2 separate regions of the Mus musculus genome follow, and region 1 is linked to region 2. The links are chromatin loops, found by intact Hi-C in ENCODE. Cell type or tissue: left cerebral cortex. All regions are shown on one strand. Links, peaks and the distances in the headings refer to the core of each region. The heading gives the core; the rest is flanking DNA.

Region 1 (12,062 bases), core at 4,557-9,556, 68 kb after region 2:
AATGTAATCCATTATATAAACAATCTCAAAGACAAAAACCACATGATCATCTCGTTAGATGCAGAAAAAGCATTTGACAAGATCCAACACCCATTCATGATAAAAGTTCTGGAAAGATCAGGAATTCAAGGCCCATACCTAAAGATGATAAAAGCAATCTACACCAAACCAGAAGCCAACATCAAAGTAAATGGAGAGAAGCTGGAAGCAATCCCACTAAAATCAGGGACTAGACAAGGCTGCCCACTTTCTCCCTACCTTTTCAACATAGTACTTGAAGTATTAGCCAGAGCAATTCGACAACAAAAGGAGATCAAGGGGATACAAATTGGAAAGGAGGAAGTCAAAATATCACTTTTTGCAGATGATATGATAGTATATATAAGTGACCCTAAAAATTCCACCAGAGAACTCCTAAACCTGATAAACAGCTTCGGTGAAGTAGCTGGATATAAAATTAACTCAAACAAGTTAATGGCCTTTCTCTACACAAAGAATAAACAGGCTGAGAAAGAAATTAGGGAAACAACACCCTTCTCAATAGTCACAAATAATATAAAATATCTCGGCGTGACTCTAACTAAGGAAGTGAAAGATCTGTATGATAAAAACTTCAAGTCTCTGAAGAAAGAAATTAAAGAAGATCTCAGAAGATGGAAAGATCTCCCATGCTCATGGATTGGCAGGATCAATATTGTAAAAATGGCTATCTTGCCAAAAGCAATCTACAGATTCAATGCAATCCCCATCAAAATTCCAACTCAATTCTTCAACGAATTAGAAGGAGTAATTTGCAAATTCATCTGGAATAACAAAAAACCTAGGATAGCAAAAACTCTTCTCAAGGATAAAAGAACCTCTGGTGGAATCACCATGCCTGACCTAAAGCTTTACTACAGAGCAATTGTGGTAAAAACTGCACGGTACTGGTATAGAGACAGACAAGTAGACCAATGGAATAGAATTGAAGACCCAGAAATGAACCCACACACCTATGGTCACTTGATCTTCGACAAGGGAGCTAAAACCATCCAGTGGAAGAAAGACATCATTTTCAACAATTGGTGCTGGCACAACTGGTTGTTATCATGTAGAAGAATGCGAATCGATCCATACTTATCTCCTTGTACTAAGGTCAAATCTAAATGGATCAAAGAACTTCACATAAAACCAGAGACACTGAAACTTATAGAGGAGAAAGTGGGGAAAAGCCTTGAAGATATGGGCACAGGGGAAAATTCCTGAACAGAACAGCAATGGCTTGTGCTGTAAGATCGAGAATTGACAAATGGGACCTAATGAAACTCCAAAGTTTCTGCAAGGCAAAAGACACCGTCAATAAGACAAAAAGACCACCAACAGATTGGGAAAGGATCTTTACCTATCCTAAATCAGATATGGGACTAATATCCAACATATATAAAGAACTCAAGAGGGTGGACTCCAGAAAATCAAATAACCCCATTAAAAGATGGGGCTCCGAGCTAAACAAAGAATTCTCACCTGAGGAATACCGAATGGCAGAGAAGCACCTGAAAAAATGTTCAACATCCTTAATCATCAGGGAAATGCAAATCAAAACAACCCTGAGATTCCACCTCACACCAGTCAGAATGGCCAAGATCAAAAATTCAGGTGACAGCAGATGCTGGCGAGGATGTGGAGAAAGAGGAACACTCCTCCATTGTTGGTGGGATTGCAGGCTTGTACAACCACTCAGGAAATCAGTCTGGCGGTTCCTCAGAAAATTGGACATAGTACTACCGGAGGATCCAGCAATACCTCTCCTGGGCATATATCCAGAAGATGCCCCAACTGGTAAGAAGGACACATGCTCCACTATGTTCATAGCAGCCTTATTTATAATAGCCAGAAGCTGGAAAGAACCCAGATGCCCCTCAACAGAGGAATGGATACAGAAAATGTGGTACATCTACACAATGGAGTACTACTCAGCTATTAAAAAGAATGAATTTATGAAATTCCTAGCCAAATGGATGGACCTGGAGGGCATCATCCTGAGTGAGGTAACACATTCACAATGGAACTCACACAATATGTACTCACTGATAAGTGGATATTAGCCCAAAACCTAGGATACGCAAGATATAAGATACAATTTCCTAAACACATGAAACTCAAGAAAAATGAAGACTGAAGTGTGGACACTATGCCCCTCCTTAGAAGTGGGAACAAAACACCCTTGGAAGGAGTTACAGAGACAAAGTTTGGAGCTGAGATGAAAGGATGGACCATGTAGAGACTGCCATATCCAGGGATCCACCCCATAATCAGCATCCAAACGCTGACACCATTGCATACACTAGCAAGATTTTATCGAAAAGACCCAGATGTAGCTGTCTCTTGTGAGACTATGCCGGGGCCTAGCAAACACAGAAGTGGATGCTCACAGTCAGCTAATGGATGGATCACAGGGCTCCCAATGGAGGAACTAGAGAAAGTACCCAAGGAGCTAAAGGGATCTGCAACCCTATAGGTGGATCAACATTATGAACTAACCAGTACCCCGGAGCTCTTGACTCTAGCTGCATATGTATCAAAAGATGGCCTAGTCGGCCATCACTGGAAAGAGAGGCCCATTGGACACGCAAACTTAATATGCCCCAGAACAGGGGAACGCCAGGGCCAAAAAGGGGGAGTGGGCGGGTAGGGGAGTGGGGGTGGGTGGGTATGGGGGACTTTTGGGATAGCATTGGAAATGTAAATGAGCTAAATACCTAATAAAAAATGGAAAAAAATATTTTTTTAAAAAAAGAGGTCTTGTCTGGCATTAGAGAGATAGCACAGCAATTAAGAGTTCTCTTCCAGAGGACCTGACTTCAATCACCAATGCCCACACAGTGACCTCACAAGACTAAGTCCAAAGCCCTTTTCTGGCTTCCACCCTTTTATGACTCTGTGGGCACTGCATGCAGAGCAGTGGGATTTCCCTAGGAGGGAGGGAGCATGTTCTGGTATGTGTGGTTGGGGGCATCATACATGAAGTACCAGAAGGTCTCATCATTTTAGAATTACTGGTGGGAGAAAAAGAACAGCAATGGTTTGAGAAAGCTGCAGTATTGTCAAAAACAAAGAACAAAAAACAAAGAGCATCTATGTTCCAATTAGGACAGCAAAGTGACCCCCCCCCAACTTTCAGAGATGTTGTGAATATAGATGGTTTATATGAATGAGTGAACATTGTGTTCTAGAAGCCAAAATCTCACAATGCAGATTAGAAGAAGAAATTTTGTTTCTTTGCGTGAGGAAGTAACAAGGAGTAGATTACTCTATTGTCTTGAACAAAAAAAAAAAAAAAAAAAAAAAAAAAAAAACCCAGATAGTATATGTGAAACAAAAGTTTCCAGATCTGAGGCCACAGGAAGTGTGATATTGTGCTCCTGGGGAGAATGAATCATGATGGTTTGGAGGGTTTCCAGAAGTGGTGCAGAGAGGGCATGGTGATTAATCCTGGATGTCAACCTCACTGCAGTGAGAGGCACCTTGAAAATTGGTAAAGTATACTTCTGGCTGTTTGCTGAGTCATTGGCATGTGGGTCAGTGAAACGGAGTCAGGAAAACCTGCCCTGAATGCGGGTGGTGCCATCCAAACAAAAGTGAGGGGGTAGGCACAGTGGCACACACCTTTAACCCTCCTAGCACTAGGGAGGTGGAAGCAGGAGGATCACTGTAAGCTTGAGGTCAGCTTGTTTATAGAGTGAGACCTGAGGTCAAATGGTACATATAATAAGACCCTGTCTCATAGCCGACAGACTCTTGCAGGGGGTGGGGTGATTGTCTTCAGTTGTGTACTTACTGATGAGCCCACCAGGCTCCACACCCATGGTCACACAGATGGCCGTGGTTATACACAAAACATTAAAAGAGAAAAAGAGAGACATGGATGTAGGAAAGGGAATTGTGGTGAGGAGGAGGGTTGACAAGGATAGGATGGAGAAGAGAGTGGAGGGTGAGAGTAATCAGAATGCATTGTATACATTTCAGATATTATCAAAGATTAAATGTAACTAATAACAACAACACACTTAGGAAAAGTGCAAGGGGAAGCATGCATAACTTGACCTTGCTTGAGTGGACACATCTTATCGTTGCTGCCACCACCTCCCATAGATCTCAGGCTCAAATCATTCAACCTTGGATTGGGGAGTTGGCAGCAGTGACCCTCCAGTGATCTTGCAAGCCTGCAGCTTTAAGATTCAACTGTGTTATTGGTCTGACCTGTTTTAAGGCTTCCAGTTTCCTCGACTGAGTAACTAGTGAGATTTTTCTAATCTGAGATTGACACTATGGCTATATATTTAGTTCATGCCAGCTGCCAATCTAATATGATAATATAGGTAATGGATAATATTCTCTCTCTGTCTCTGTCTCTCTCCTGTTCCTTAGGAGATTTCTGAGTAATAGTCAAGAGGAACTGGTGGTTCCCTCTGAGTTTAGAAGATAATGGCAGCTAGGACTCTCACAACAGTACAGAGTAACACAGAGGCAATTCTTGCACAGACAAAGCAAGCCTGGGAGACCTCTACTGGGTGGCTTTCAAGTCTCCAGTTGAATTTTGATGAGCATTCACAGGTGAGGAAATTTCACAGACTAGGTGTTAGAATCAAGAGGCATAATCTTCATTAGTTTGAATGAAAAGAAACAACAAAACAAAACATAACAACAAAACAAAACAAAATCACCCCATGCATGGATCAGTGTCCCAAATCAAAACCAAACCAAAATTTAAATATGAAAAATCCAGCACCAAAAAAGGTGGTATTCATGTCTGCTATCCAACAAAAGTTATCAGGCATATGGCTAGGGTATAGGCTCAGTGACAGAGCATTTGCCCAGCATGTGCAAGGTCACCTGGTAGATGGTTCAGCAGATGAGGCTCCTGGTTCCAAGTCAGATGACTTGAGTTTGATCTCTGGGGCCTACATGGTGGAAAGAGAGAACTGACTCTTGGCACACACACACACACACAGGTAAATAACTATTATAATAAAAAATTTATAAAGGCCATAGGTCCAATTTTCAGAACAACAAATAATGATAGTTATTATTAATAATGAAAGATAAACTATAGTGCAAAGTAAAATTTTCAGGCATGCAAAGACGGAGAAAAAGATAAGCACCTATCTGGTAAACCAAGAAAATGACATAGATGATAGAATAGGAAGAAAAGGACATTATGCTATTATTAATATATGTAATAACCAGGAGTGATGGTAGATACCTTTAGTCCCAGCACTTAAGAGGCAGAGAGATCTCAGAGTTCCAGGCTGGCCTGGGCTACATAGTAAGAATCCTATCTCAAAGTATGTCATATACTCAAGAAAGCACTGAAAAGTACAAACACGATCAAAATTGTTATTTCTCTGTCTCTATCAGTCTCTGTCTCTCTCTCTGACTAATAGTCAAGAGGAACTGGTGGTTCCCTCAAGGGTTTTGCCACCCTGTACTCATAGCTGAAACCCAGGCTTTACTGGAAGCAATGTGGTATATATCAAACGGTAGAACTTGCTGGAAATCTGCTTTTAGAAACTTTGCAGAAAGTCGCTCTCTAAGATGCTAAAGAAGGCAATTCAAGGGAGGTTTATTAGTTAGGTTTTTTTTTCCTGTAAAGACCTGCCTAAGGTAGGCTAATGTTAAAAAGAATAAGCTTAACATCTGGAGAGAGGGTTCAGCAGTCATGAGTACTTTCCACTCTTGCAGAGGACCTGGGTCCTGTTCCTAGCAATCACACCAAGTGGCTCACTACTGCTTGTGACTCTGTTTCCAGGGGAACTGATGCCTTCTTCTGAATCCAAAGGCACCTGCATATATGTGGTGCACACACATATAGGCAAGCACACACACACATAAAGAATAATTAAGCCCCCTTTAAGGCTTATATAGCTCACATTTTTGAATGTGAAATCCCAGACAACATAGGACAGACTATAGTAAGAATTCCCTTTGTTGATATCCACCTCATGGTGATTGTGAAAATGTGTGGGAGCAAGCCATCACATTGCCAGATAAGAAAAAAGAGAGCAGGATTTCCTAGCCCTTCTAATGGCACCTTATCAATTAACCTTAGAATTTCTTCTTCTTTTTTTTGTTTTGTTTTGGTTTTGGTTTTGGTTTTTTGTTTGTTTTTGTTTTGTTTTGTTTTGTTTTGTTTTTGAGACAGGGTTTCTTTGTGTAGCCCTGGCTGTCCTGGAACTCAGTCTGTAGACCAGGCTGGCCTCGAACTCAGAAATCCACCTGCCTCTGCCTCCCAAGTGCTGGGATTAAAGGCATGCGCCACCACTGCCTAGAAACCTTAGAATTTCTTACAACACAACTTCGTTTTGTTTTTTGTTTTGTTTTGTCTTTGAGACAGATTCTCAAAGTGTAGCTCTAATGGGTCTGGAAATTCTTATGTAGACCAGACCAGGCTTGACTTCAGAAAGCTTGCCTCCGGACTGCTGAAGTAAACACCCCCTCCCATTTTTTTCTTTTCACTATGTATGGGTATTTTGACTGTATGTATATATGCGTACCACGTGAATGTCTGGTTCTCAAAAAGGTCAGAAAAGGGGAATTGAATCTCTTGGGACCAGAGTTACAGACAGTTGTGAGCCACCATGTGTGTGTTGGGAATTGAACCAGGGTCCTCTGGAAGAGCAGCCAGTATGCTTACAGGGTCTCACTATGTAACTTAGGCTTTCTGGGCGCTGAGATAATATGCATATTCCACTATACTAACATCATCCTGGGTGGAGACTAAGCCCCCAACATGTGAGTCTTTGGAGGACACTCAAACCGTAGCAGAAGGACTCTAACTGGCAGCTTTCTGCCTCCAACTGCTGTGCCAGGGAAAGTTGCTGGCATCTAGTACTGCTAGCCATGCAGTGCAAGAGCTGGGGAATAAAGTTGGGAATGCTTTAGGACTCAGGAAAACTGCTAAATTATTCAACAGCTACTCCAAATAGCAGTTGGCTACTAGGTGCTGCTGGTAACCATGCATCAGAAGGGATGGCCAGTGATAGTCGGACCCCTGGCTCTTTCCTTCCTTTTTTTTTCTCCCTCTCTTCCTCACCTCTCCTTTTTCCCCCTTTTCTCTAGTGGTTGGAACCATAGCATTCATTGCACATACTTAAGTGGGTGCTCTGGCACTGATAACATCTCCAGCCCTTTTATAAAAATGATTTCTAGATTTGCTTATTTGTTTTATATGTATGAATGTTTTGCCTGCATGTATGTATGTGCACTGTGTGCCTGCTTGGTGCCCATGGAGTTCAGAAGAGGGTGTTGAATGCCCTAGAACTGGATGGATATAAGACACCATATGGGTGCTTGGAATAGAGCTCAGATCCTCTGCAAGAGTAGCAAGTGTTCTTAATTTCTGAGTCACCTCTCCTGGCTCCTTAGCCCCGCTTTTGGAGAAAATATCCCTCCCATCCTTCCCTTTCTCTTCCTCCCCTCTCTTCCTTCCTGAATTGAACTCAGGAGGGTCAGGCAAGAGCTTCTAAACAGGCAGTGTGAAATTGTCCCCTTTTAACTAGGCACTGGAAAAGTTGCAAGTGCTACACAGCTCTGCTTTTAAGATTGTGCACAAGAAAGCAAATTCCTCCTTCAAGTTTCTTTCCACTGCCCTCTACTGGTAAAGCATCAGTGCCACCCAGCAAAGGAAAAAATATTTAAAACAATCAGATCCATTTTCACAGAGTAAACAAAAAAGATTGAATTTGAAACCTGAGCCGGAGAGGGGGGGGGAGGTTGGCAGGCAACAGTCTACCTCTTTGGCTGACCAGCTTCCTTGTACACCATTCTACACACATCTGAATTTGTGTTGTCAGAAACAATGAATGGTCTCAGTGTTGCACAAAGAAACACACAACGTATAAGGACTTTGGCAAGACAATTCTTTTATCAAAAAGGGTGTACCCAAACCCAAATGGGGCAACTGACACATGGGCTAACATGGATCCCATGTTTTATCCCTGAAGTAGGTGGTAACTGCATCTCCTCCCATTGGTGAGAGTTTAACTTCACAAACTGATGTTATTGGCTAGTTGGCACAAAAAGAAAGGAGAAAGTTCAGGAAATAGGAATCTTTGCCAGACTAAGTAACTTTGATTTTTTTTTAAAGTTTGTCACTATTCACCCTTCTTTGATATAGATTTTTTTTAAAAAACCTTAGCCAGCATATGTTGGCTGTTTGAAGTCTCTAGTAACTATAAACTATTGTTATGGAAAAGAAAGCTTAAGCATTTTTTTTGTGGGTGCAGCGAACTTTATTGATGGTATTCAAGAGAGTAGGGAGGGCTCCCTAGGCCCTTCCTGTTATTATGGGGGTCTGGGATGGAAATTGTGAGGGAGATGCTCAGTGTTGGGGGCCGAGTTGGGACAGGGACTCCTCAGCAACCGAGGACCTCTCTCTTGCTCTCAGTGTCCTTGCTGGGGTGGGTGGTCCAGGGTTTCTTACTCCTTGGAGGCCATGCAGGCCATGAGGTCCACCACCCTGTTGCTGTAGCCGTATTCATTTTCATACCAGGAAATGAGCTTGACAAAGTTGTCATTGAGAGCAATGCCAGCCCCGGCATCGAAGGTGGAAGAGTGGGAGTTGCTGTTGAAGTCGCAGGAGACAACCTGGTCCTCAGTGTAGCCCAAGATGCCCTTCAGTGGGCCCTCAGATGCCTGCTTCACCACCTTCTTGATGTCATCATACTTGGCAGGTTTCTCCAGGCGGCACGTCATGTCCACGACGGACACATTGGGGGTAGGAACACGGAAGGCCATGCCAGTGAGCTTCCTGTTCAGCTCTGGGATGACCTTGCCCACAGCCTTGGCAGCACCAGTGGATGCAGGGATATGTTCTGGGCAGCCCCACGACCATCACGCCACAGCTTTCCAGAGGGGCCATCCACAGTCTTCTGGGTGGCAGTGATGGATTGGACCATGGTCATGAGCCCTTCCACAATGCCAAAGTTGTCATGGATGACCTTGGCCAGGGGGGCTAAGCAGTTGGTGGTGCAGGATGCATTGCTGACAATCTTGAGTGAGTTGTCATATTTCTCATGGTTCACACCCATCACAAACATGGGGGCATCTGCAGAAGGGGCGGAGATGATGACCCTTTTGGCCCCACCCTTCAAGTGGGCCCTGGCCTTCTCCATGGTGGTGAAGACACCAGTATACTCCACGACATACTCAGCACCGGCCTCACCCCATGTTAGCGGGGTCTCCTCCTGGAAGATGGTGATGGGCTTCCCGTTGATGACAAACTTCCCATTCTCGGCCTTGACTGTGCCGTTGAATTTGCCGTGGGTGGAGTCATACTGGAACATGTAGACCATGTAGTTGAGGTCAATGAAGGGGTCTTGATGGCAACAATCTCCACTTTGCCATGTGGAGAGCAGATGGCAGCCCTGGTGACCAGGCGCCCAATACGGCCAAATCCGTTCACACCGACCTTCACCATTTTGTCTACGGGACAGGCTGGCACTGCACAAGAAGATGCGGCTGTCTCTGGAACAGGGAGGAGCAGAGACTTAAGCATGTTTTAAGATGGTCCTATAGCCAAGCCATTCACCTTACTCAGCTGGTATGTGAGGTTCTTACCCTGGTTGGCAATTCTATTTCCTTGAGCAGAAGGAGTTTTGTTCTAACGGCCTTTGTTGCTAGTTTTTCATCACTTTATTTACTTTGCATCCCTCTTACTGCTAGTTTGCTATTATCCTGTCTGAAAAGAGAAGCCTAGTGGAGTTTAGGAATCAGATTAGTCAAGAACTGCCAGGTGTACCAAGATTTTATATATATATGTATATATATGTATATGTATATGTATATGTATATGTATATGTATATGTATATGTATATGTATATGTATATGTATATGTATATATTGGCTTTTTCACAAGAAAGAACATGGTTACTCTTCTTTGGGGTCTTTTTACCCAACACTGCCTAGTCCTGTTCCTATCATCCCCCTTGCTTCTAAAGAGGTAACCCTAGCTGCCACTGGGGGGATTTGGGCAGTGACCAATCTGACTTCTTCCAGTCTAATTTGGGGCTTTGGATGTGGTAATTTTTTGGGGGGGATAACCCTTCAGAGGGCCAAACTAAAAGATTCCACCTGAGCCAGGCGTAGTGGTGCATGCCTTTAATCCCAGCACTTGGGAGGCAGAGGCAGGCGGATTTCTGAGTTCGAGGCCAGCCTGGTCTACAAAGTGTGTTCCAGGACAGCCAAGGCTACACAGAGAAACCCTGTCCCGAAAAAACAAACAAACAAAAAAGATTCTACCTGTCAAATGTAGGAAAGGAAGCCCTTGACAAGTGTCTGCAAAGAGACGTGAAGTAAAGACAAGAGTCAGCCTAGGCAGAGAATCAGGAGAATCAGGAGAAGCCAGGAGAGGAAATATCCAAATCCAAGTCTTCATGGGCTCACAAGACTATCTATCTACTGAGCTCCTCTTCATTTTTCTTTTGGCCTCCAGGGCTAGACTCAGCAGTGATCAAAGTACCACCTTCTTTCATCATTTTTGATAGCTGTCAAAGAGGTTAGAATCAGCATGTAGAATGTACATTCGGAGAGAAAACAAATTCTTTAATTTTAGGTCAAAACAAGTCTGGGCCTATCTGTTTTGGTAGGTAGGTGCTGCAGTGAGCCCAGGTCTGACATCTTATATCTGGGCAGCATTTTTTTCTTATGAAGCAGAAAATCACCAGTGAGAAATAGTTGTCTTAAACAATATCCCATATGGATTCAAGTCTTGTTTGGGGAGTGGGATCACTTGAACTGTTTTTAAAGCCTACCAATTGTTTTAGTGTTTGGTTTTACTTTCTAAAGACCACATTTTAAACCACATGTTTCAAATGTCATGGTCACTGGAGGATCTGACCCTCAAAAGGTCACTTGGCCTTCTTTTACCAGCTGTTCCAGCTATGTGAAGATAAGTCAAAGAACTTGCTTGACCATGCCTTTGCCCTAAAGCATAGAGGAAAAATATCCTTGTGTTGACTTCATCTTTGTAGACTGGACATTTGTTAAAGTCCATCAGGTGAGGGTCTCCAAGGTGGCCCCGAATGAGAGAACTGGTGACTTTCCACAGTTATAATGGATGTTGAAAGCTGTCCCACAATTCCCTGGGATCTAGTTGACCTTGGCCTGGAAAGAGGGAAAATATTTCCCTTTTTAATCCCTTTGATCCTATTAGTATAGCTTCCAAACATGGTTATTGAACATCCAGAAGATCAGTGACACCAGTCAGACACTTTTAACTATTGTGTAATGTAATATTTAGAAAAAGCTTGGGCAAAACACAAACACTTCTAAATAAACTTTGGTTGCACATACACACTTTTTGTCCTTTAAGCCAGTCCTTGTCATTGTTATTGAAAGCCAATCAATAGCTCTATTGATTTAAGCAGAGGTTTGACATATTATACATTTTAAGATCATTGTGGTGGTTTGAATGAGAATGTCCCTCATAGGCTCAGATATGAATAGTTGGTCCCCCATTGGTGGTGCTGTTTGAGTAGATTTAGGAGGTGTGGCCTTGCTGGAAGAACAAGTACATGACTGGGGACAGGCTTGGAGCTTTAAAAAACCACAAGCTTTCTCTCTTCCATTTCTTTGGGAAAACTCTGCTAATTAAGGTCAATTAGCCCAGATAGCCCCTGCTAATATGGCAGAATCCCTTCAGTAGCATGGCCTCTCCTTCTCCTTCTCTGATCTTGTCTGGGGAATTCTAAGCCTCTACACATGCCTCTACCTGAGGAATGACATATAGACTCAATTAGATTGCAGGATCAATTTCTTTTCTCCTGATAAAACCTGTTAAGCTAGCACCTAAGATTCCTGAAATGCTTCCTCATATTAAAGGCATTTTGGGTACCCTAAGGCCCCCAGCCATGACCTTTGCCCATCCTGGATGTTCCTACCTTCAGTGCCCCAAAACTTGAATCATCCTAAGTAAAGCTGATCTGCCTACAGATAGCTGGTCCCAGTGTGGTTATTCACAAAACCTTCTCACAGAGCTTCCAAAATCCACCCTCCCAGCTCATCATCTCTGCCCCCACTGCCC
Region 2 (12,062 bases), core at 3,195-8,194:
ATGGATGTTATTATTACAGGTTATTTATTTTTAGAAGGAAAACATCCACATAGTCCAGACTGGCTTCCCATTCACAAGCATCTTGCCTCCAATTGCTAGAATTACAAGTGTGTGACACACCACCCAAGTTGAGAACATAACTCTGATTGGACTCCTGTCCCCCAGCCCCCACCAAGAAACATGGACATTTTGCAAAGCAATTAGGGAAACTTGATTATATATTAGATAAACTGAGCAAGTATATAGAAACTTGAAAAAAAAAACAAGCTAAATGATGACAAGAGAAAATTAATAGTGGTAAGATGGAATGATTTTATATGAATGCTGAAGCACTTAAAGGTGAAATGTCTGATTTTCAAATGGTTAAACACACACATGAAAGAGAGAGATGGATGGACAGACAGACTGACTGACTGACTGACTGGCTATACTAGAGCTCAGATAATACAAAACTTGGGGAGAAGCAAAAGAATAAGAAAACCTATGAACAGGCTGGTGAGATAGCTCTGCAGATTAAGGTACTTGCTACCAAGCCTGATAACCTGAGTGTGATTCCTAGGATCCACATAGAAGAAGGGGAGAACTCATTCCTGCCAAGTTGTTCTCTGACCTCCATGCATGCACTAAGCTTGTCATACAAGCATGAATACCTGAGTTTGGACTTAGTGCCACTTAAAAGCTAGATGTGGTGGTGCATTGGGGAAGTGGGGACAGGAGGATGCTTGGGGCTTGCTGGCTAGCCACTATAGCCCAGTTGGAGAACTTTAAGCCGGTAAGACATACTATCTCAAAAAATAAGCTGGAGCTGCCAGACTGATGGTGCACACCTTTGGTCCTAGCACTTAAGAGGCAGAGGCAGGCAGAACTCTGAGTTCGAGGCCATCCTGGTCTACAGAGTGAGTTCCAAGACAGCCAGGGCTACATTAAAAAAAAAAACAAAAACAAAAAAAACACTGTCTTGAAATAAACAAATAAATAAGGTAGAGTTATAAAAACAAAAGCAAACAAAAAACACCTAACACCAACTTCTGACACACACACACACACACAGAGTAATTTTTAAAATAATTAAAAAGTGGAAACTTAGTATACTCCTGAGTCACATACTTGGAAAACTTTTTGTACTTTTTGAAGTCACTTGGTCCACTCACTTGATCAAACAAGGAGGAAAAGAAATTTAACAAGTACCTGGCGTGGTAGCGCACGCCTTTAATCCCAGCACTCAGGAGGCAGAGGCAGGCAGTTTTCTGAGTTCGAGGCCAGCCTGGTCTACAAAGTGAGTTCGAGGACAGCCAGGGCTACAGAGAAATCCTGTCTCAAAAAACCAAAGCCCCGCACCACCAAAAAAAAAAAAAAAAAAAGAAATTTAACAAGAAAACAAGCTTGAGTAACAAAACCAATACTAAGTTTTTTATTTTTTTCTGCTATGCAGCTCTGGTCCTCATTATGCTGTCCAGGTTGGCCTGGAATTCATAGCAATCTTCTTCCATCAGCCACACTAGTACTGAGATTATAGGTGCCATCACAACTAGCAAGTACCAATTCTCAAACTTTTAACATTTGTTATCAAGATTATACCACTGGCATACTATTTTTAATATAGGCAGCTTCTTTGTGTGTATATGCAGGCCAGAGGTTGATGCTGAGTATCTTTTTTTGATAACTGCCCACCTTACTTTTGAGACAGGATCTGTTGGCCTGGAAGCTCACCAACTTGACTACATTGACTAATCAGCAAGCCCCAGGCATCCTCCTGTTTCCACCTCCCCAGTGCTGGGTTATGGGTATATATACCACCACACCCAGCTTTTGAAGTGGGCGCTGAATATCCGAACTCAGGTCTTCATGCTCATGTGGCAAGCACCTTACAGACAAAGCTATATCCTCAGCCTTCTCTTTTGTCTGACAGCACCCTGGGCTCTTTATACTTGCTAAAATACCAATGCATAATCAGCTACCTTCTTAAGAATACTGCCTCACATGATTCATGCAAGTTTGTGAGTCAGGTTCTCATTAATTACCCAATTTAGCTTATCCAAAAGCCTTAGGAAACAGGTATTTCCTCTGCTTTAAAGCGGAAGAAACCTAGTCATTCCTTAAGTTAAAACTGTCAGCGAGTCCTTTACTTCAACTGACAGGATGACAAAACAGTCTCCGTATCATCAGGCTTCAAGCCCAAAGTCCTTCATTCTGCTACTCGTTTGTTAAAACCTTAAAAAATAAACCTCGTGGGGCTGGGGACTTGACCCAGCTGAGAGTGTGCTCGCCAGGCACGCACAAGACCTTCAGCTCAAACCCAAACTCTCAAGTAAACCAGGTGTGGAAGTACACACTTGTAATTCCAGCACTCTGAAGATGGAGGCAGGAAGATCAGAAAGTCAGATTTGAAACCAGGCTGGGATATGAGATCCTATCTTAAAAACAAACGAACAACAAAAACCCAAGATCTACTTGGTGCTCAATAAGTGGCACATCTATCAGTATTCAATCTGGAGTCAACTCTCTCTCCAGTTGCAGCAGAGCTAGTAAATCACATAAATTGGAATTAGTCTTGTAACCACCAATTTCCAATCTTTGGACTTCTCCCTTGATTTTCAAGGATCACATCTCACAAGTACAATCCTCTTTTACTATAGTCATTAAGTGTTGGAAAGATTCTTCTAATGCAAATGTTAACAATAACTATATACCAATAAAACATCTCAAGGAATGGCATCTTGAGAACACTCATGCACTAGTGATGAAGATGAAAAAAAATGTACCATAAATGTGTAACCAAAAATAAATTTACAAAGTGGGAATCAGAGATCAAAAAATGCTTCATGGTGCCAAGCTTTGAAGGGTATGCAGAGGCAGAAAGCAGGTGTGGTAAAACACAGCTATAAATCTAGCACTTGGGAGGTAGGGGCAAGAGGATTTAAGAGTTTGAGGCCATAAGAAATTATCTCCAAAACAAACAAACAAACAAAAGGTGGGACAGTGGTGGCACACACCTTTAATCCCAGCACTAGGGAGGCAGAGGCAAGTGGATCTCTGTGGGATGGAGGCCACCTTGGTCTACAGAGGAAGTTCCAGGACAGTCAAGACTACACAGAGAAGCCCTGTCTGGCAACCCCTCCCCCTCAAAAAATAGAGAGGTAAGAACCCAGGCCTGTTCCAAACAGCTGGATTTTTAATTCTAACAACGCTGAGAGAACTCGATTTCAACAAGTGGTACAACCAAGCATTTTCTACAAGAGTCACAAGACCAAAATCCTAAGAAATTTAGTGGAACTCAAAGCATCAACCCTCTAGGCCAGTGGTTCTTAAACCGTAGTAGGGGAAGTAAGTAACCCGTCATTACCACCCCCACCCGCACTCCAAACTCTGACATTGTCCGAACACATTTTTGATGGGCATTTCAGGGGAGTGGAGGTGCTGTCATTTAGTGGAGAGAGGTCAGGAAAACAGCTAAACATTCTACAATGCACAGAACCAACCGCACAGAGAAAGTGTGTGGCTAAAGAGCTAGTGTTAGGAAACAATGCTCTAGACAGAGAACAAAACCGCAAGCAAGAGTCCAGTGAAGGTATTCGCTATGAGCTACTTCAAGGTAAGGGTGGCCTAGCAGGCTAGAAAATGAGTAAACTAGAATATCTCTGGAGTGGAGGAACACAGCAAAGATTCATAACGAATACTTCTAGAGATGGGTGAGAGGAAACTACGAGCTATACAGCAAAAACTAAGATATGAAATAGTAGGCTTAAGTATGAAAAAGTAGGGTTACTATCAAAGTCACTCTAACTTATCAGCCTAACCCCTTTTCTACAAAACATTTATAATGGCCTAAGTGTTATCTTATTTTGTACTTTGCTTCTCCTTTCCCGCGATCTCGGATTTGCTCTCCCCGCATAAACTTAACTGATAAAACCCCAAACCCTCCACCAATTTGGCAAGCGAACAAGTTCAGGCTTATTTACGGTTTTCTGGTAGGAAAAAGGCAAATCAAAGCAACAATCTCTTAGGCGTGTGGGGGGCATGCGGAGGGGTGGGGGGCATCGCAATCCCACGCTGCTGAGCGGAACGCTGGGTCAGAAATTCAAAAGTGCCACAGCAGAGAGGGGGGGGGGGAAAGGAATCAGAGTGGAGCGTTCCATCGGGAGGTGCGGGTGCGGGGAGGGCTGAGTAGAGCACAAAGTACACAGCTTGGGATCGGACGCCAAAGCAGAGTTACGGTTCCCAAATTTTCCCAGAGGTGTCAAACAAGTTTAGGAAGGTGGAACAATGCAGACCGGAAGGAAGCCGCGGGCCAAACAACTGGCAGCAAATTTCGGGAACGCCTCTTTTGGCGGGAGGGGTAGTGGGCGGGGCGACGCACGGTTCGGCCCATACCATTCGGGCCAGAGGGGGTCTGCGCCGAACTCCGCCAACTGACAGTTGGGAAGAGACTCGAGTTCAGTGTATGCCAAAAGGGAAAGCAAGTTCAGATCCAAGCCCCACCAAGAGGATCAAGGAACATTTCAGGGTTCACAATGTCTCGGGTTGCATGGGGGTAGGTTGTACTACTTTGCAGACAAGCAGGGGGAACCGGACCGGGACGCGCGCAGGGCCACAGCCGGTTTTAATCTCACCAGAGCCATTGGGTCCAATGATGGCGGTAAACCTCTGAAATGGTCCGATAATCTGTCGACCCTTGTACGATTTAAAGTTCTCGATCTCAATCAGTTTCAGGAAACCCATGACAGCGGCGCTGGCGTAGGAAAGGCCGCGCCTTACTCCTGGGAACGAGGTTAGCCCGCGCGGGAAATAGCGCAGTGCAAGCCGGGTGTACAGTAAGCCTCGCGATAATAAGTCCAAGCCAATCACGATTTCCTGTTTCCGGGGCCAGAAATGGTCACTTCCGCCTGAAATAGCGCTTTTGTTGAATTGTTGCCCGGCTGGAGCACGCGCTGGGCGCTCAGGCCCCGCCCCTCTACGTAGTTACCCAGCAACTGTTGAAGTGGCCGCCAACTAGGACGGGAAGCGTTAGTGCTCTGATCACTTCGGGGGAAATCAGAGCAAGCAGGCGGGGTCTGAGCCCACGCTTGCTGGGAAAGAAGTCACTTCAAGGTTCTGCCAGAGCTAGTGGGAGGCAGAAGCTCGGCTGGGGTTTGTAGTCTAGCCAGCAAGGGGGGAGACGGGGAGAAGCGCTTCAGCCAAGGATTCAGTCGGGAATGGGAAGGCGCCCTCGGAAGGGTGGGCAGTTTGGGATGGAAGAGGGATCAAAGGGAGGACTTAGATGAGGCGAGCTTAGAGTGTGAGGACGATGAGAGTATCTCTTAGACAACAGAGATACAAGTTGGGAAAGGCTGTGTTCTGAAATACTGCCCCTATCGTCTGCTTCTCTCTTATTTCTCCAAGCAGAATTTAAAGACTGCCGTTGTAAATCCAAGAGTCAACTTGGGTCCAATCCATTTTCGAGCTTCAAAACTGGAATTCTGTACTGAGAAAGGTATCTTGTGTGAACACTAGGAGTCCAGGTCCTTAAGCCAGTGCTCCAGCTCTGTCCTTTTCCCTCCCTGTTAAATCAAGTTTCCCCCATTTCCACCACTTCCCCTCTGTCTCTTTCCCTCCCCCTTTCTCTCCTCTCTCCCTCCCTTTCTCTTTCTCTCTCCTCTCTCCCTTCCTCTCCCCCTCCCCTCTCTCTCCTCTCCTTCCCTCTCCCTCTCTCCTCCCTCCCTCTCTCGCTCCAACTCTGTCCTTTTCCCTCCATTACATCAAGTTTCCCCCATTTCCACCTCTTCACCTCTCTCTCTCCCTCCCTCTTTCTCTCCCTCTCCCCCCTCTCTCTCCCCTCCTTCCCTCTCCCTCCCTCTTTTTCTCCTCTCTCCCCCCTCTCTTCCTCTCTCCTCTCTCTCCTTTATACCCTGTCCTTCTCCAATTCTTTTCCATCCCCTTTTTCTTCATTCTTTCATTCCCCTTCTATCACCTTATAGTCATGATCTTAGCAGCCCAGGATGTCTACTGAATCATCCCCCTATTGTGACAACAGATTGTCTTTATAGGCCGGGGTTAGTGCCATTTTCAGTTAGATATGGAAAGAGTCTGGTGGTTTCCACAGCTATTCCTGGGTATCTTCTTTTATTTTTTCAAAAGTTTCTCCATCTAGCTCTGACTGTCCTGGAACTCTGTAGACCAGGCTGGCCTCGAACTCAGAGATCCACCTGCTGGGATCAAAAGTGTGTGCCACCACTGCCCGGCTTTGTAACTGTGTGCAAGTGCAAGCGTGATCAAATGTGTGCACAAGCCACAGACATTAGGCATCAGATCCCTTGGAGCTGGAGTTACAGGTAGTTGTGAACCACCTAACACGAGTACTCAAAGAACTCTGAAAGAACTGGAAGTATTCTTAACCACCATGCCATCTCTCTAGTCCTATTCCTGTAACTATTTTTAAATAATGTCTAAAAGCTGGGAAGAATCCTAAAGAGTCTAGGAAGGTGAGAAAGCTCAGTTGATAGAATCTGATATGAAGCTCTTTTGGGAAACCAGTCACAGGCAACATGAGGGAATAAAATCATCAGAGGCTTGAAATCTCACATACATTTTTAAAAGTTACTATTTAATTTTCAAAGATTAAATGTAGCTTGGGAGAAAATTAAATTGGAGCCCTATCTCTAAATATATACAAAATCCAGTTTCAAATGGATTCAAAACAAATGATAAAGGCAAAACTTTAGGAATTGTGGAATATATAGGAGAGTATCTTTATAAATTTAGAATATGGAGAGGTTGTTTGTTTTACTGTTTGTTGTAGTTTGGTTGATTTGGTTTTCTTCTTTTTTGGGGGGGGGGAGCAGGGTCTCTGCATTGTCCTAACTGTCCTGGAACTCACTTTGTAGACCAGACTGGCCTCAAACTCAAGAGATTCACCTGCCTCTGCCTCCCAAGTGCTGGGATTAAAGGCGTGTGCCACCACACCTGGCCAGTTTTTTATTTTTATTTTATACTTTCATATATGTACCAATGAATATGGGTCATATCCACCCTCATATCAACATCTGTCCTCTAAAGCCCCATCGTATCCCACACATTTTTGTGATTCAGAGTCCAATTGGTCCTACCCACATGTGCATAGTATGCACCTGCAAGAAAATTGACAATTCCTTGGCAGGTATCAACTTCTAATAGCTCTTCAACTGGAAAGGAGCCTCGTCCATCCATGCTGGAAGGTTCACTGGCTTGCTCTTTTACCGGTCTTGTACAGGTCTCTTGCAGGTGACCACAGCTGCTGTGAATTCACAAGTGCATGGCTCTGTCATATCTAAAAGGCAGCATTTCCCAGTACTGCCCTCCATCCTCCAGCTCTTTCCATTCTGTCCAGTCCTTGTAGCATAACGGCCCCTGAACTTTGGAGTAGTGGTGATACACACACATCTCATTTAGGGCTAGGCACTCATTCTAGTCACTTATTCTCAACAGTTTGAGCGTTGTGAGTTTCTGCATAAACTTATCTAGAGAAAAAAGAAGCTCCTTGGAGAGCAGCACTAAACTATGAATATAAATACAGATATTTAGAAGGCAGGTTGACAGAAATGACCATTTAGAAAAACAGTACTAGTAGGTTCTCCCCCTAGGGCCTATGACCTGCCCAGACATGGACGTTTGACCAGATTTATAGTAGCAGGCATGAATTCCCTTTTGTGGACCAGAACCAGGTCTCAAATCTAATCAGAGTGGTTGGTTACACCCTATAATAGTCATGCCATTACTACACCAGTGGGCACATCTTACCTGGAAGGTTGGTATTATAGCATGCAGGGTCCACTGCTGGGTAAGATGTCTTTTCTACCCTAGTGACTTGGCTAGCACCTGGAACTCTTGAAAGCTAGTCAGCCTAGAGGAAATTGCCTTGTCAGTCCCAGATTTCTCTATTCTCAGCAGCTAAGTGTGTGATGCCATTAGCACTAGGCTCTTAGCATCTAATTATGGTGAACAACCAAGAGAAAGCAGCAGTAGCCTATGTGTTAGGCTCCTCTGGGAACCTCCCTTACCAATAACTTGGCATTGAGATTTTTATTTAATAACTCATTTCTTCTGGGAACACCTATGATTTTTTTAAAACATGATGGCCTGTAACTTACTATTTAGTCCAAATTGGCCTCCAATTTTTAAGTCCTACATCAGCCTCCCAACTGCTGGGATTATGGGTTTGACCCAACATACCTTATAAGAAATTTCTTCAATGACTAGAAACGCTTCTTTCAAAGAAAAAGATGGGCACATATGACTAAATTTAAGTTTACCAAAATTCACCATTGGGATGTGAAATGAGGGCTAGAAGAGGGCTCAGTGGATAGGAACACTTACTGGGCCATGGTAGAGCACACATTTAATCCCAGCACTGGAGGCAGATGCAGACAAACCTCTGGGTTCAAGGCTAGCCTGGTCTACAGAGAAAGTTCTAGGACTACAGACAGGAACCCTGTCTTGGAAAAAAAAGAAAAATGTTTAAGGAGATAAATTTACCCTAATTTGAATGCTACATAAAATATGTATGCATTGAAACAAAGTACCCAACAGATAGGTATAACTTTACTTAATATATCTGTGAAAAGTAAACATTTTGTATACAAAACATCCCTAAAAGGAACACAAGATGAGTAGACATTACACAAAGCAATAAACAAAACGGTTGACCACATGAAAAGGCGTGAGACCTCATTAACAATAAAGGAAAATCTATTGAAGTCAGTAATTATGGGCTGATAAGATGGCTTATCAGGTAAAGGCATTTGCAGCCAGGCCTGACTTGAGTTTGTTTGCTCTCTGGATTCCACATAGTGGAAGGAGAAAGCTAACTTTTGCAAGTTGTCCTAAGACCTCCACAAGTACGCTGCCGTGTAAGTGCATATGTGTGCAGACACAGAGGTTACCACCACTGTTTTAGTTTTTTTTTATTATGTGAGTGAGTGTGTGTGTGTGTGTGTGTGTGTGTAGCAGTCAGAGAACTTACAAGGGTCAGTTCTCTTTCACCATGTGGAACAAAGGTTCTCTCCTTCCATCATGTGCATCCAAGGGATTGAACTCACCGGGCCTGGTGGCAAGCACCTTTCCCCACTAAGCCATCTCCCTGACCCCTGTGTGATTTGAATATTGTATTTTATTTCACCCCATTGTATCTCACTTGACTATTCAATAGGTACAGAGGGCTGGTGGCTATAGATAAGCTAAGTTCATCTTGCAATAAATACTGGCTGAGAAGCTATATTAGTTTCATATTATAATAAAAAATCCCAAACTTAATAAACCCATAAAAACTTACTTTCATACAGCTCTGGAAAGCAGAATACCAAAATGGGTCTCACTGGACTAGGGATCTGAACTCAGGTCCTCAGGCTTGCTAGCAAGCACTTATTCACTGAGCCATTACCCCCAGCCCTGGCAACATTCTTTAACACAGCCTTCACCTCATTCTTTGTGTGTGTGTGTGTGTGGGGGGGTAGGTGTGAGCTTTAATGATGAGCCATTTCTTCAGCCTTCTTTAAAAGAGCCCTACTCAAAGCCACTATCCTTATCTTTTTGGTTAACTTAAGTGGTCTCTACATTGGCCTTCTAGCTTCCTCCAAATTGTTTCCTATTGCCCATTCATCACACAAACAAGCAGCTTTCTTTTCTGAAATACCATTTCCCCTTTATTTTATTACTTATTATCTAGTAAGATAATCAACCCCAGATGCGTTCATATTTTGGGAAGCCCAGTTTTGACATGTTGGGGGGGCAGGTTACAAACATAAACCTTTTATTTCTCTAGTGTTACCTCCTTGAAATCCTCCCCTAACCTCTCATTACATTGAAATTCAAACTCATAGCAGGGTCTTTTTTGGAGATGGTTTAAAAACAAACTTTTTATTACATTTTATTTAGTGGGGGGGGGGCACATGGGTATGTACATGTGGAGGTCAGAGGACAACTTGTAGGAGTTGGTTCTCTTTCTATCATGTGGGACCAGGGGACAAACTCAGATCATCAGGCCTGTTAACAAGTATCTTTACCCACTGAGCCATTTCACCTGCCCTTGATACACTTTTCTTGAGACTGCTTCTTACTCTGTAGTTGAAGAGGACCTTGAACTTGTGATCTTCCTGCCTCCACCTCCCCCGAGTACTGAGATTATAGGCATGCACTACTTGGTTCAGGTTTACATGGTACTGTGGATTACACCCAGGGCTTCATGGATGCTAGCAAGCACTTCACCACACTCCAGGCCCATTACTATAGGCTTCAAAGAGCCAGTCCTTACACACCTTTTTAATTTGTCTCATGCCACTATCTCTTGGGTATAGTACTCCAGGTACACTGGCCTCTCGACATTTTCCACTTCTTTCTATAGCTATAACTTCCACTAACCATTTTGTAGCTGAAATAGTTGGCATAAACAAGGAACAATATATAGCCCATATCTAAGTTTGGAAGCCTGATAAAACAGAAACCAACATACCAGCTCCCCAAGTTAAGATAGGTGTAGTTGTAATCTTAGTCCTTAAAGACCGTTAAAGTATTACAACTTCAAACAACCCTGGGTTGTTTTCTGGTCTTTTAAACACTTGGAAGACATTTACTTTAAAGTTGTTTATGAAGATTTTGATTTTGATTTTCTTCGTTCTTTGTGTTTTGATCATCGTCACCCTGTTTCCAATCCTTCTCAGACCCAACCCCCTTTCCCTGCCCACCCAACTTTCTATGCTTTTAATTTTTTTCACCCATCAAGTCTAATTTGTGCTGAAAACATATTATTTGATTTGTGGCCTTCTACTGGAACCTGGTCAACTCAAGAGTGGGCTTGCAGAGCCTAGTACACACCTTTAATCCAGGCAAAGGCAGGCAAACTCTGAATTCATTGCCAGCCTTCCGGGTCTACAGAGTGAGTTCCAGGACAGCAGGGCTACACAGAGAAATCTTGTCTTAAAGAAAGAAAGAAACAAACAAACAAACAAATAAATAAATAAAAAGAGTGGGTTCTCCCCTCCCAGCAGCTGTCTATTGCCAACAGCTCTTTCACTAGGACTGGGGGCTCATACCCCCTTCCTTTTTGCATGCTGGGATACAGTCTGGCTCGAGCTTACACAGGTTTATGCATGGTAACAAGATATCTGTGAATTCAGACATGCAGCTTCCCCTGGTATGTGCAGAAGACACTATTTTCCTGTATTCATCCACCACCCCTGACTCTTACATCTTTCCACCCCTTGTACAATGATTACTGAGACTTGAAAAGGGGACGTGATATAGAGGTCCCATTTAGGGGTGAGCATTCTGCAGTCTGTTATTCTCTGCTTACAAGCACTTTAACTTAAAGAGTGCAATAGTGAGACTTGCTTTCAGAGAATTTTAACATGGATTAACAAAGGCCATCAGGGATTCCGGGAATATTGTCTGACGTTAGACCGAAGCTTGACTTAGTGTGATGACAGCAGAGCTTGAAGACACAGATAATGAAACGTCATAAAGTAAAATCAAGATATAAAACATCAGAAAGTAAAACCAGGATCATAGCTAGTGAGATGTTATAAGAGAGAAAGAAATGAAGGTATGGTATAGTCAAGGACAATGTCAGCATTAAAGAGCCATTCTACCTCTCGTTGCTCCAGATGTATAAATTAGACCTTGTATCAGATCCCAGGGAGCTGGCAGCCATTGAAGCTAGAAGAAATCGTGAAAAGGAACGCCAAAGCCGATTCTTCAATGTGCGGAACCGAGTCATGGGGGTGAGTGGGTAATGAGTAACTGTACAAGACTGAGATTACTTGCCCCTTGTGCCTTGAAAGGAATGTGGCAGTGCATTATAACCCTTCTAGACTCAAGCATGCCCTGGGACTGGAAAGGCAGGAGCTGGGGGACCAACCTCATATGCCTGGACAGGGCTTAGGAAGAGAGGCAGGACTGTGAAGAGAGAGATGATGGGTGACAGCTAGCTCTCCTCTGGTCAGTTCTTGCACTATAGCTGGTTCTTAAGAAACAATGTGGAGCCATAATAGGGTGTAAAAAAAATTTGATACTACATAAACCTAGGGTATTTCTGCAAGGCTAAATACGACATTGTT

The links. A loop is a pair of places that touch in the nucleus more often than their neighbours do. Peaks named below come from ENCODE experiments on the same cell type or tissue, not always from the same donor. Only the 100,000 strongest peaks of a DNase experiment are listed, where the experiment ranks them.
Region 1: a loop joins it to region 2, with 2.6 times the contacts of the local background. A loop is called at or near these places in 9 of 42 quality-filtered maps.

What each region holds. Positions count from the first base shown.
Region 1 is chrX:151,942,763-151,954,824 of GRCm38, reverse strand. It overlaps the pseudogene Gm15191. Among named protein-coding and RNA genes, the nearest start is that of Mir98, 36 kb to the right of the region's middle. In left cerebral cortex, for the core only: a CTCF peak has its summit at 7,631 (motif pointing left); DNase peaks (open chromatin) are centred at 6,854, 7,373 and 7,569.
Region 2 is chrX:152,009,189-152,021,250 of GRCm38, reverse strand. Ribc1 (RIB43A domain with coiled-coils 1) reads left to right here and starts at 4,956. Exons shown (of 8, transcript NM_025660.3): 1 at 4,956-5,088; 2 at 5,383-5,470; 3 at 11,610-11,726. The coding sequence starts at 11,610. Smc1a (structural maintenance of chromosomes 1A) reads right to left here and starts at 4,823. Exons shown (of 25, transcript NM_019710.2): 1 at 4,611-4,823. The coding sequence starts at 4,719. It overlaps Gm39540 (a long non-coding RNA gene), which reads right to left and starts at 11,610. Exons shown (of 2, transcript XR_878280.3): 1 at 10,822-11,610; 2 at 6,945-7,246. In left cerebral cortex, for the core only: a CTCF peak has its summit at 5,340; DNase peaks (open chromatin) are centred at 4,440 and 4,890; H3K4me3 peaks cover 2,173 bases; H3K27ac peaks cover 942 bases.